2 separate regions of the Homo sapiens genome follow, and region 1 is linked to region 2. The links are chromatin loops, found by intact Hi-C in ENCODE. Cell type or tissue: Caco-2. All regions are shown on one strand. Region 1 holds the start of LOC124907724 (a long non-coding RNA gene). Region 2 overlaps PXDN (peroxidasin).

Evidence for each region. Hi-C counts contacts between places; a loop is a spot of excess contacts. Peaks named below come from ENCODE experiments on the same cell type or tissue, not always from the same donor. Only the 100,000 strongest peaks of a DNase experiment are listed, where the experiment ranks them.
Region 1: a loop joins it to region 2, with 2.7 times the contacts of the local background. A loop is called at or near these places in 33 of 110 quality-filtered maps.

The regions. Positions count from the first base shown.
Region 1 is chr2:1,749,040-1,754,039 of GRCh38, forward strand. LOC124907724 (a long non-coding RNA gene) reads left to right here and starts at 1,688. Exons shown (of 2, transcript XR_007086189.1): 1 at 1,688-2,435; 2 at 3,733-4,915. RefSeq lists an enhancer at 2,241-2,741. In Caco-2, a CTCF peak has its summit at 1,960 (motif pointing left); a DNase peak (open chromatin) is centred at 1,972.
Region 2 is chr2:1,654,020-1,659,019 of GRCh38, forward strand. It overlaps PXDN (peroxidasin), which reads right to left. Exons shown (of 23, transcript NM_012293.3): 15 at 381-489. Among named protein-coding and RNA genes, the nearest start is that of LALTOP, 31 kb to the left of the region's middle. RefSeq lists an enhancer at 3,477-4,138. In Caco-2, CTCF peaks have their summits at 2,563 (motif pointing left) and 2,770; DNase peaks (open chromatin) are centred at 2,532 and 3,512.

The DNA of each region.
Region 1 (5,000 bases), 95 kb after region 2:
GGTCATTCTCACCTCAATCCCTACCCCATCCTTAAATACAGCAGTCACAGGATCCTGTTAATTCCTTGTGCTGAGCACTGTTCCTTCCACATGGCTGTTGGCAGAGCTCTGGCCCCTGGACCACCACTGAGACCCCTCCTGGGCATGTGCCTTTGGGTCTGCCTGGCTCATCACAGAGAATGAAGCTCACAGAGAATGTGCCGCAGCTCGGACCCTGCCACCGCTGTATGCAAGCACCTCTCAGCCCCCTGCCTAATGGGGTGGGCTTGGGGCCACCATCTCCGGTGGCTTTGCGTCTGTTCTTCCAGCCCCTTCTCTCCACAAACACCAGACATCAACTTATTTCAACTTTATTTCCTGGCAAACTGCTACTGAACCTTCTAGAATCTGCTCAGTTGGGTGGCTCCCTCTGTGCACCCCTCCAGGCCCTGGTTCCCACCGTCTTCCCAGTGTGAATATCCTTCTAGTGCTACAGCCCACCCCACACAGCCCCAGGACAAGGTTTCCATGCCTAGCTCCCTGTCAAGGCCAAGAGCCCTCGGGGATGGACTAGAACAGTCATTGTTGGGTGAAAACAAGTGTACCATGTGCTACACTGCGTGCATTACTGCCCAGCCCCAGATGATCAGGTGGACTCTTGGGCAGCCTTGCAGTTCTGAGTTTGCCCTGACATTCGCTGGGGTGGGTGACAAAGACTAGAAACATCTGGAAAAGACCTCTGCATTCTCTGCTTTAAGTTTGCTCAAGTTTAGAAATCATCAGAAACATCATAATAATGATTATGAGGTCATTTCAGCATCTCAACAGAACTCCAGGGGAAGTGCTGGGTATGGACATTCCATCGTGAGGAGGGGCCCTGTGACTGCAGATACTCAATGCCTTCCAAGTGCGCTGGTGCCACCTTCAAGTGACACTTCTCAGAGTGTCACCCAGTGGCCCAGAGGCTCCCTAGTGTGTAGTCCACCCTCGCTCAGACACGGCGGCCTGTACCTGACATCCACACTCCCCACCTGCTGCCACCCACAGGAGCATTTCAGGGCATCACGAATTGGTGGCTTTTCTTTCCAGTTCAACAGGCATCTCCCAAGTCACCTGTGGTGATTGCTTTTATATGTCCACGTGGCCACACTCATCTAGACATTGCTCTGAAGGTATTGCGGTTGTGGTTAATCTCTATCATCAGTTGACCTTAGGTGGAGGAGGTGACCTTTGATGATGTGAGTGAGCCCTGTCTAAGCAGGTGGAGGCATTGAGAGCAAAACCTGAGGTTTCCCAGAAAAGGAGAAATTTTGCCTCAAGGCTGCAGCTTCAGCTCCTGATTTCAGACCTGCTGGCCCCACAATCACTTGAGCCGATTTAAAAAATCTATCCATCAATCAATGTATCCATCCACCCATCAACTCACCTATTCATACATGTACTCATCCTTGCATCCATTCATCCCTCCCTCCTTCTTTCCCTCCTTCGTTCATTCTTCTCCTCCCCCCTCCCTCCCTCCCTCCCTCCCCCCCTCCCTCCCCCCCTCCCTCCCTCCCTCCCTCCCCCCTCCCTCCCTCCCTCCCTCCCTCCCCCCTCCCTCCCTCCCTCCCTCCCTCCCTCCCCCCTCCCTCCCTCCCTCCCCCCCCTCCCTCCCTCCCCCCCCTCCCCCCCTCCCTCCCTCCCTCCCTTCTCTTCTTTCCTCCTTCTTCCCCCAATCCCTTCCCTCCTTCCCTCCCTTCTCCCCATCCCCATCCACGGATCCATCCTATGGACCCCATCCTATGTGTCCCTGAAGACCCCCGAGTGGCATAGCATTCGTTTGCATGTGTGTGGCATTGGCAGGGGAGTCTGGGCAGGGGGTGGTCAGTGCAATGACTTGGGCCTGAAAGAATGAGGTTTTGGTGGTGAGCTCTTCCCCTGTGGAGCTGAATGTGCAGCCGTGTGTTTTGTTCACGGCTTCCTGCGTCTGCCCTCTAGAGGCCCACAGAAGCCTCGCACCTCCCCAGCCCGGCGTCTGCGGGTGAATTGTCTGAGCAGGAGCACAACAGCTTAAGCTTCATGTTCTCCGGGCCCAGGTGAAATACTCTCACCCCCTCTGATGGCCACTTTCCAATCCTGTTATCCGCCCCCAGTCTTGTGATCTGTCCCACAGCAAACACTCCTTCCAGGTGTGAGTTGTGCCAAGGAACACTGTTTCGTTGTCACACATAGTACTTAGACGCAGTGAGTGAAGAGACACTTGGTCCCGGGCCCCCTTCTCTGCACACACTGCCCTGTGTGCTACAGCATGCCAGGCAGGGTGCCAGGACAGCAGGCCCGTGAAGACCATGGCGGCGGCTGTCTGAAGACCAGCTCACAGCAGGAGCTGCGCTGAGATCTTCTCCTGGGTGCTCATGCTGGGGCCCGAGGTCGTATGGAAAAGGCTTGTCCCCCTTGCTGGATGTCACAAGGCTCAGGTGAGTGGGTCAGAGCCATGTTCCCAGTGAGTTCCCGGTCAGTGTCAGCTCAACCACAGCAAAGGACAGCCGGGCAGGGCACCAGGCTCCTGGCAGACCCACGGTGAGAGGCAGCTGCAGGCTCAGAACACAATTTACTGTGTTCAGTTCAGCCACAGAAAGATGAGATTCTAGAATTTAAATGCTAAGCATGGAGAGTCACCACTTCTCTGTCCAAAGGTCCCTCCATCCGCCAGAGCACCGGGTCAGGCACCCGGGACATGCCCAGGAGTGGAGAGAAGAGGGGTCCTGAGGGTCCTCACCTTGTGAGAGTCACATCTTCACTGCTCCTCCCCCATGGGATCTTTATGTAAATTAAGCCGCACACTTAGATTCCACATTTTTCTCAGATAGGCGCCAACAGGGGCTTTCTGCATGCCTAGGTGATGAAGTCAGAGGGTGGAAGGCTCATGTCTGGGAGAGGGGTCCCGCTAATAACCCCCTCCCCAACAGGGGTCCTGGGTGTAGACAGAGGCCTCCCCAGCCCAGGCCCTTGGCACGCTGTGTGCGGAGGTGGGCGACCCTCTGTCCACCCTCGGGGAGAGGGTCTGCTTCCTGCCTTCCATGAGCCGCGCTGGGGCTAGCCAAGGCCTCTGCAGGAGGGGGAAGCACCGAGAGGGTTTCAGGGTTACAGTGGAGGGAGTTTAATTGGGCGACTGAGAGGTGAGGCAGTTAGGGAAGCAACCAAGCATCTCCACCATGCCCCCACCCTCGGAGGCCATGGAAGGCGGGGGGAGGAACGTGTGAGCCTCACCTAGCTAGATTTATAACTGCAGGAGGGGCTGCCAGGGGCCATGGCTGCAGGTGGATGGCTGGGAGGGCAGGGAGGGCATGTGGAGCCACTGAGGCTGATGCCATCCCCTGGTCACCCAGGAGGAAGCCAGGCGGTAACGGGGACTGGGCAATTCCCTATTAGAGGTTGGTTCCCCAGGACAGGTGAGGCAAGGAAGGGCAGAGACTGGACCTGGAAAATCCAGCGTGAGCACAGCACCCAGCCAGCTTCCAGGGAAGTGAGCGGGCAATGAAAACAGACAAGGAAGGGCAGAGACCCTGAGAAACTCACAGTTAGGTGGAAACACAGTCTTAAATGCAAGACACTTAGGCCAAGCGTGACGGCTCACACCTGTCATCTCAGCATTTTGGGAGACCAAGATGGGAGAATCACTTGAGTCCTGGAGCTTGAGACCAGCCTGGGCAACGTAGTGAGACCTTGTCTTTACAAAGATAAAACATATATATTTAAAAAATGTTTTTAAAGCCACGTGGATAGAAGCTGCTTGGATGACCACATTAAGTGAATGGCCGCATCTGTGCACTGGCTCTGCAGCCCTGGGCAGCGACACAGAGACAGCAAGCAGAGCATCCATCACCAGGATTCTCAGGCAGGTGTTACACCAGAGCTCATGCGTGTCTGGCCCCAGGCTCTGAGCTGTGGCGCATTCTTCTTGCACATGCCCTGTAGGCCGGGTGAAATGTTGTCACTGAAGGTGAGCTAGGAAGTCACAGGGCAGGTTTCACAAGAGACACATCACAAAGACCCTGCTCATAAAACAGGATGTGGGAGAGAAGCCAGCCAAAACCAAGATGGTGGCAAAAGAAACCTCTGTTCATTATACACTAATCATAATGCATTTGCATATGCTCAATGACGTGCCTGGCAGCACCAAGACAGTTTACAGACGCCATGGCAACGTCTGGAAGTTACCCTATGGGGTCTGAAGTGGGGAGGAATTCTCAGTTCTTGGGGAATTCCCTGCCTTTTTCCCAGAAAACTCATGAATAATCCACCTGTTGTTCGGCATATAATCAAGAAATAACCATAAAAATAGCCACCCTTTTATTCCTGTGCGGTAACCACCCATTTATTTCTTTACTTTCTTGATTAACCTGATTTCACTCTGTCCTCTTGCTCTTTTTTTTTTTTTGAGACAGAGTCTCGCCCTGTCACCAGGCTGGAGTGCAGTGGCATGAACTCAGCTCACTGCAACCTCCACCTCCCGGGTTCCAGCGATTCTCCTGCCTCAGCCTCCCGAGTAGCTGGGATTACAGATGTGCACCACCACGTCCAGCTAATCTTTGTATTTTTAGTAGAGATGGGATTTCACCATGTTGGCCAGGCTGGTCTCAAAATCCTGACCTCAAGCAATCCACCTGCCTCGGCCTCCCAAAGTGCTGGGATTACAGGCGTGAGCCACTGTGCCCAGCCTGTCCTCTCACTCTTGAATTCCTTCCTGCATGACACTAAGAACCCATGTGACCTCCCGGGATGAGCCCCGATTTGGGGGTTCACCTGTGATAAAGTAAGCTGGTGAACAGCAGGGAAGCACTCTGTGTCTGTAGCTTCCTGTGAGTATGCAATCATTTCAAAATTAAAAGTTTGTTAAAGCTATAAAAATTATAAAATAAATTAATAAAAATCATTGTCTCAATCTTCACAACAATCATGAACCTTGAAAATGAATTACTGTTTTGTTTACGCAGAAGAGGAACATGAGACACAGATGGGCTGAGTAAGCCCCCACGACG
Region 2 (5,000 bases):
CAGATATTGCATTTCACATAAGATGCAGAAAAACTGCTTTGGAATCAGCAACGTGAACAAATACACTAATGACTTTTAAACTATTTGTTTTTGCCAAATCATTTAGTCATAAGCCAAAGGAATGAGTTGAAATTTTCAAAGAATGTTTTGGTTGTGGATCATAGCCAAATTCTATTTGAAAAGCACACATCCTTCTGTTATTTCAACCCCCAGAAAACTCAGATGCCCATGTTGTTCATGATTTTTAAATTAAACATTTTGATCATCAGATAATCAAATCAAAATTCATATATTAGAACTGCATGCATTCTTTAATCACTCCCACCTTCACCCTAAAGCTCAGTGATTTGAGGGTCAGCGTGTTTACAGCCCCACGATACCTGTCAAACAAATGTGTTCGGGTTGAGTTTATAGCTCTGTCAACAGTCGCAATCGCTTCCACGATGGAGGTAGCTACAAACGGATCTCCATTTCGACTGACGTCAGGAACTAGGAAAATACAAAGTCGCGTATTACCAGGAAAAATACTGCACAATTACTCATAAAATGATGTCTAGACACTACATCATTAGCCACAAGGCATACTTTTCTCCAAATGTTATTTCTATTTTTCAAACCCAAACTCAAATTATTTTATCACAAATTCTACTAGAAGCCGTTTCAGACAGCATGAAAATTACAGACTTTAGCTTTTGAAATCATGTTATACCTAAGAAGAAGACAGGAAGTAGTTATAATGTGAAGCATGGAAGATCTTACGCTATATGCAACAGCATGTGGGAGGTGTGGACTGAGGCCTCCCTGTGTGGCCAGCCCAGCAGACAAGATGTCTGTGGAGACACCTCAGTGTCCAGCAGATCTCGTCCATTCCTCTCATCAAAGGCCACAGCCTCCCTGGACTCCGGGATCCTAACCCACTCCCCTCTTTAAAGATCTGCTGCCTCCATGATCCCATCTTCTCACCTGTGGACTTGTATCATTACACAGGGAAACTCCCTCCTCACACACACCACACACCACACACACACAATCACATTATACACACAGGCGCACACACACCACCTACATAGAACATTATACACAGACACACACACTATACATAGCACATTACATGCACGCCACACACAGATCCACACCACACATGCACCACACACACAGCACATTATACACACATGTCACATTATACACAGAAACACATACCACACACAATCACATTATATACACAGAAACACATACGCCACCTACACAGAACATTATATAGAGACACACCACGCCACACATAACACATCACACACACGCCACACACAGATACATACCACACACACACCACACATATAGTACATTATACACACACAAATCACATTACACACACACACCACACACATCACATTATACACACACATCACATTGTACACACAAACACACATACACCACACACACAAATCACATTGCACAAACACACCAGAGGTATGCACCACACACTGCACATTATACACAGACACACAGACACCACACACACACATCTGCCCCTCCTGACAGCAACCTGCCCCTCCTGACAGAAACCTGTCCCCTCCTGACAGGGACCTGCCCCTCCTTACTGGGATCTGCCCCTCCTGGCAGGAACCTGCCTTCTCCTGACAGGAATCTGCCCCCTCCTGACGGAAACCTGCCCCCTCCTGACTGAAACCTGCCCCCTCCTGACTGAAACATGCCCCCTTCAGACAGGGACCTACCCCCTCCTGACACATGCCACCTACACAGCACATTAAACACAGACACACGCCACACATAGGACATGACGCACACACCACACACACACAGATTATATATGCAGATACACACAAAAATCACACATCCATCACACTACACTCAGATACACACGACACACACATCACATTAGACACACATACACACCACACAAATACAACACACCCAGCACCTTATAAATAACACGCACATAGCCCATCAAACATATAGATACACACGACACTATACACACAGATACACACTACACATACCAACACCATAGCATACCACACATACTCATCACACTATAAACACACAGACACACCACACAACACACACAAACACACACCCCAAACACCACACAAACACACAACATACACAAACACACCAAACCAAAGAAACACACACACACAGAATCACACACCTTATCTACCCCTAAAGTTACTGCCCTCTTTCTAGTTCCCTCTTGTCATTCTTTTCTGCTTAATAGTAAGTCCCTAGTTGATACTTTACCAAATACTATAAACTAATTCCAACCAACTTTTATTTTTAGTGATGAAAACAGCTCTAACCATCTCACCCAATGACATGAACCCTAATAAATCCAAAGTTGATTTCATTTTTCTTCAACATACGCAATCTTTTGACAGACGCTGACACAGCCCAACACACCCTTACAAAAAAGCTTCTTTCACTTGGCTGCTGGGACACAGCCCTCTATGGGGACCTGCCCCCTCTTGACAGAGACCTGCCCTCTCCTGACAGAAAGCTGCCCCCTCCTGACTGAAACCTGCCACTTCCTGACAGGGACCTGTCCCCTCCTGCCTGAAACCTGTCCCCTCCTGAATAAAACTGGTCCCCTCATGACAGGCACCTGCACACTCCTGACTGAAATCTGCCCCATCCCGACTGGGACCTGCCCCCCTGACAGAAACCCGCCCCCACCTGACTGAAACCTGTCCCCTCCTGACAGGGACCTGCCCCCTCAGTACTGGGATCTGTCCCCTCCTGACAGGAACCTGCCTTCTCCTGACTGAAGCATGCCCCCTTTGGACAGGGACCGAAACCTGTACCCTCTTGACAGGGACTTGCCCCCTCCTGACTGAAACCTGCCCTCTCCGGACAGGGACCTACCCCCTCCTGACTGGAACCTGTCCCCTCCTGACAGAAACCTGTCCCCTCCTGCCTCAGACCTGTCCCCTCCTGACTGGGTTCTACTCCCTCTGACTGAGAACTGCCCTCTCCTGACTAAAACCTACCCCCTGCTGACAGGGACTGACCTTGCCCCTCCTGAATGAAACTTGGCCCCTCCTGGCTGGGACCTGCCCCCTCCTGACAGGGACCCGAACTCTTTAAACTGCAACTTACCCCTCCTGACTGGGGGGGGACCTGCCTCCTACTGACTGGGGGGGAACCTGCCACCTCCTCCTGGGACCTGCCCCCTCCTGACTGAAACTTGCTCTCCCCTGACTGGAACCTGTCACCTTCAGACTGGGAACAGCCCCCTCCTGACTGAAACCAGCCCCCTCCTGACAGGGACCTGCCCCTCCTGACAGAAACCAGCCCCAACCTGACTGAAACCAGCCCCAACCTGACTGAAACCTGCCAACTCCTGACTGAGACCTGTCTTCTCCTGAAGGGGACCTGCCCTGTCCTAACTGAAACCTGCCGCCTCCTGTCAGGGACCTACCCTCTCCTGACAGGGACCTGCTGCCTCCCGACTGAAGCCTGCCACCTCCTGACTAGGACGTCCCCCTCCTGACTGGGACCTGCCCTCTCGTGACAGACACCTGGCCCTCCTGCCTGAAACCTGGCTGCTGACTGAAAGCAGCTCCCTCCTAACAGGGACCTGCCCCCTACTGACAAGGAACTACCCTCTCTTGACAGCGACCTGCCCACTCCTGACAGGGACCAGCCCCTCCTGTGTGAAACCTTCCCCCTCCTGACAAGAACCTGCCCCCACCTGACAGGGACGGGCCCCCTCCTGACTGAGACCTAGTCCTTTCCTGACAGGAACCTGCCCCCTGTTGTCTGGAACCTGTCCCCACCTGACAGGCACTTGCACCCTCCAGATTGGGACCCGCCCTCTCCTGACAAGGACGTGCCCCCTCCTGACCGAAACCTGCCCCTCCTGACTGAGACCTAGTCCCTTCCTGACAGGAACCTGCCCCCTCTTGCCCCCTCCTCACTGGGACTTGCCCCCTCACTGTGATTTCCTTTCTCCTTGTCTCTTCCTCCTGAGCACTCCATTTCAGCTGTGGGCTCTCTCTCTCTCTCTCTCTCTCTCTCTCTCTCTCTCTCTCTCTCTCTCTCTCTCTCTCTCTCTCTGTTACAGTGTCTGCGTGCGTCCACTCTCAGTGTCTTTTTGCTCATTCTGCCTTGCCCGCCCGGCCTCTGAGGCTGCAGCTCCAGCACAGTGACTGGGTGTTCTGGTCCTCCACAGCATCTCCCTGTGTGGTTCCACTTCACGCTGTTGTCTTCAAATTTACACCATCGTCCTGACCTCTCCCTGCAGCTCACTTCGTGGCTCTCACCACCCACTCCAGGCTTTTCCCTTTTCCATGCTCAAACAGGACTCCTCCATCTCTTCTTCCCCAAGCCGGTTCCTCCCCAGCTGTCTCTGGGTCTCAATGGGTGACACTGACAGAGCCCAGCAGTCCCCCCACAGTGCAAGCCAACTACTGCCAGGCCCCCTCAGATCTGCTACTGGCCACGAGCCCAGGGACCAGCCCCGCAGACCCCAGCTGTGGGCCCGGGTGCAGGCACTCCTTCTCCCACTTGGCCCAGCACCCCCCACTATCCTCCCCGACACCTCGCCCTGGACCCTTCATCCACAGCCCAAGCCAAATCTTAGGAAAGCAGACTGGCTCACGGTGCTCCTCTGCTGGGAACTTCCTCATGGCGTCCCGGTATGTCTGCAAGGACAGTCGAGCTCTGCAGCCCAGTTAGCACCAGGACCCCCAGGACTGCCCCAGCCCTGTGCTCCCCACCCCCCGGCATCGGGCTCATTCTGACCCCAGGACCCCCCCACTCTACTCTCCCAGACCAGGCTGCCCCTGCCACCCCCCATCTCCCCGCGGCTCCCTCTGCTCAGAATTCAATACGCAGGCGAGTGCTGACCACCTCTGCTTCCCCCTCCGGCCCATGCCTTGCCCTGCGGTTCCTCACGGACTCCTCACCATCTGAGCGTGACTGCTCATCTCACTGCTTCTTACTCATCTCTCCACCAGGATCTAACTCCATGGAGCCGAGTG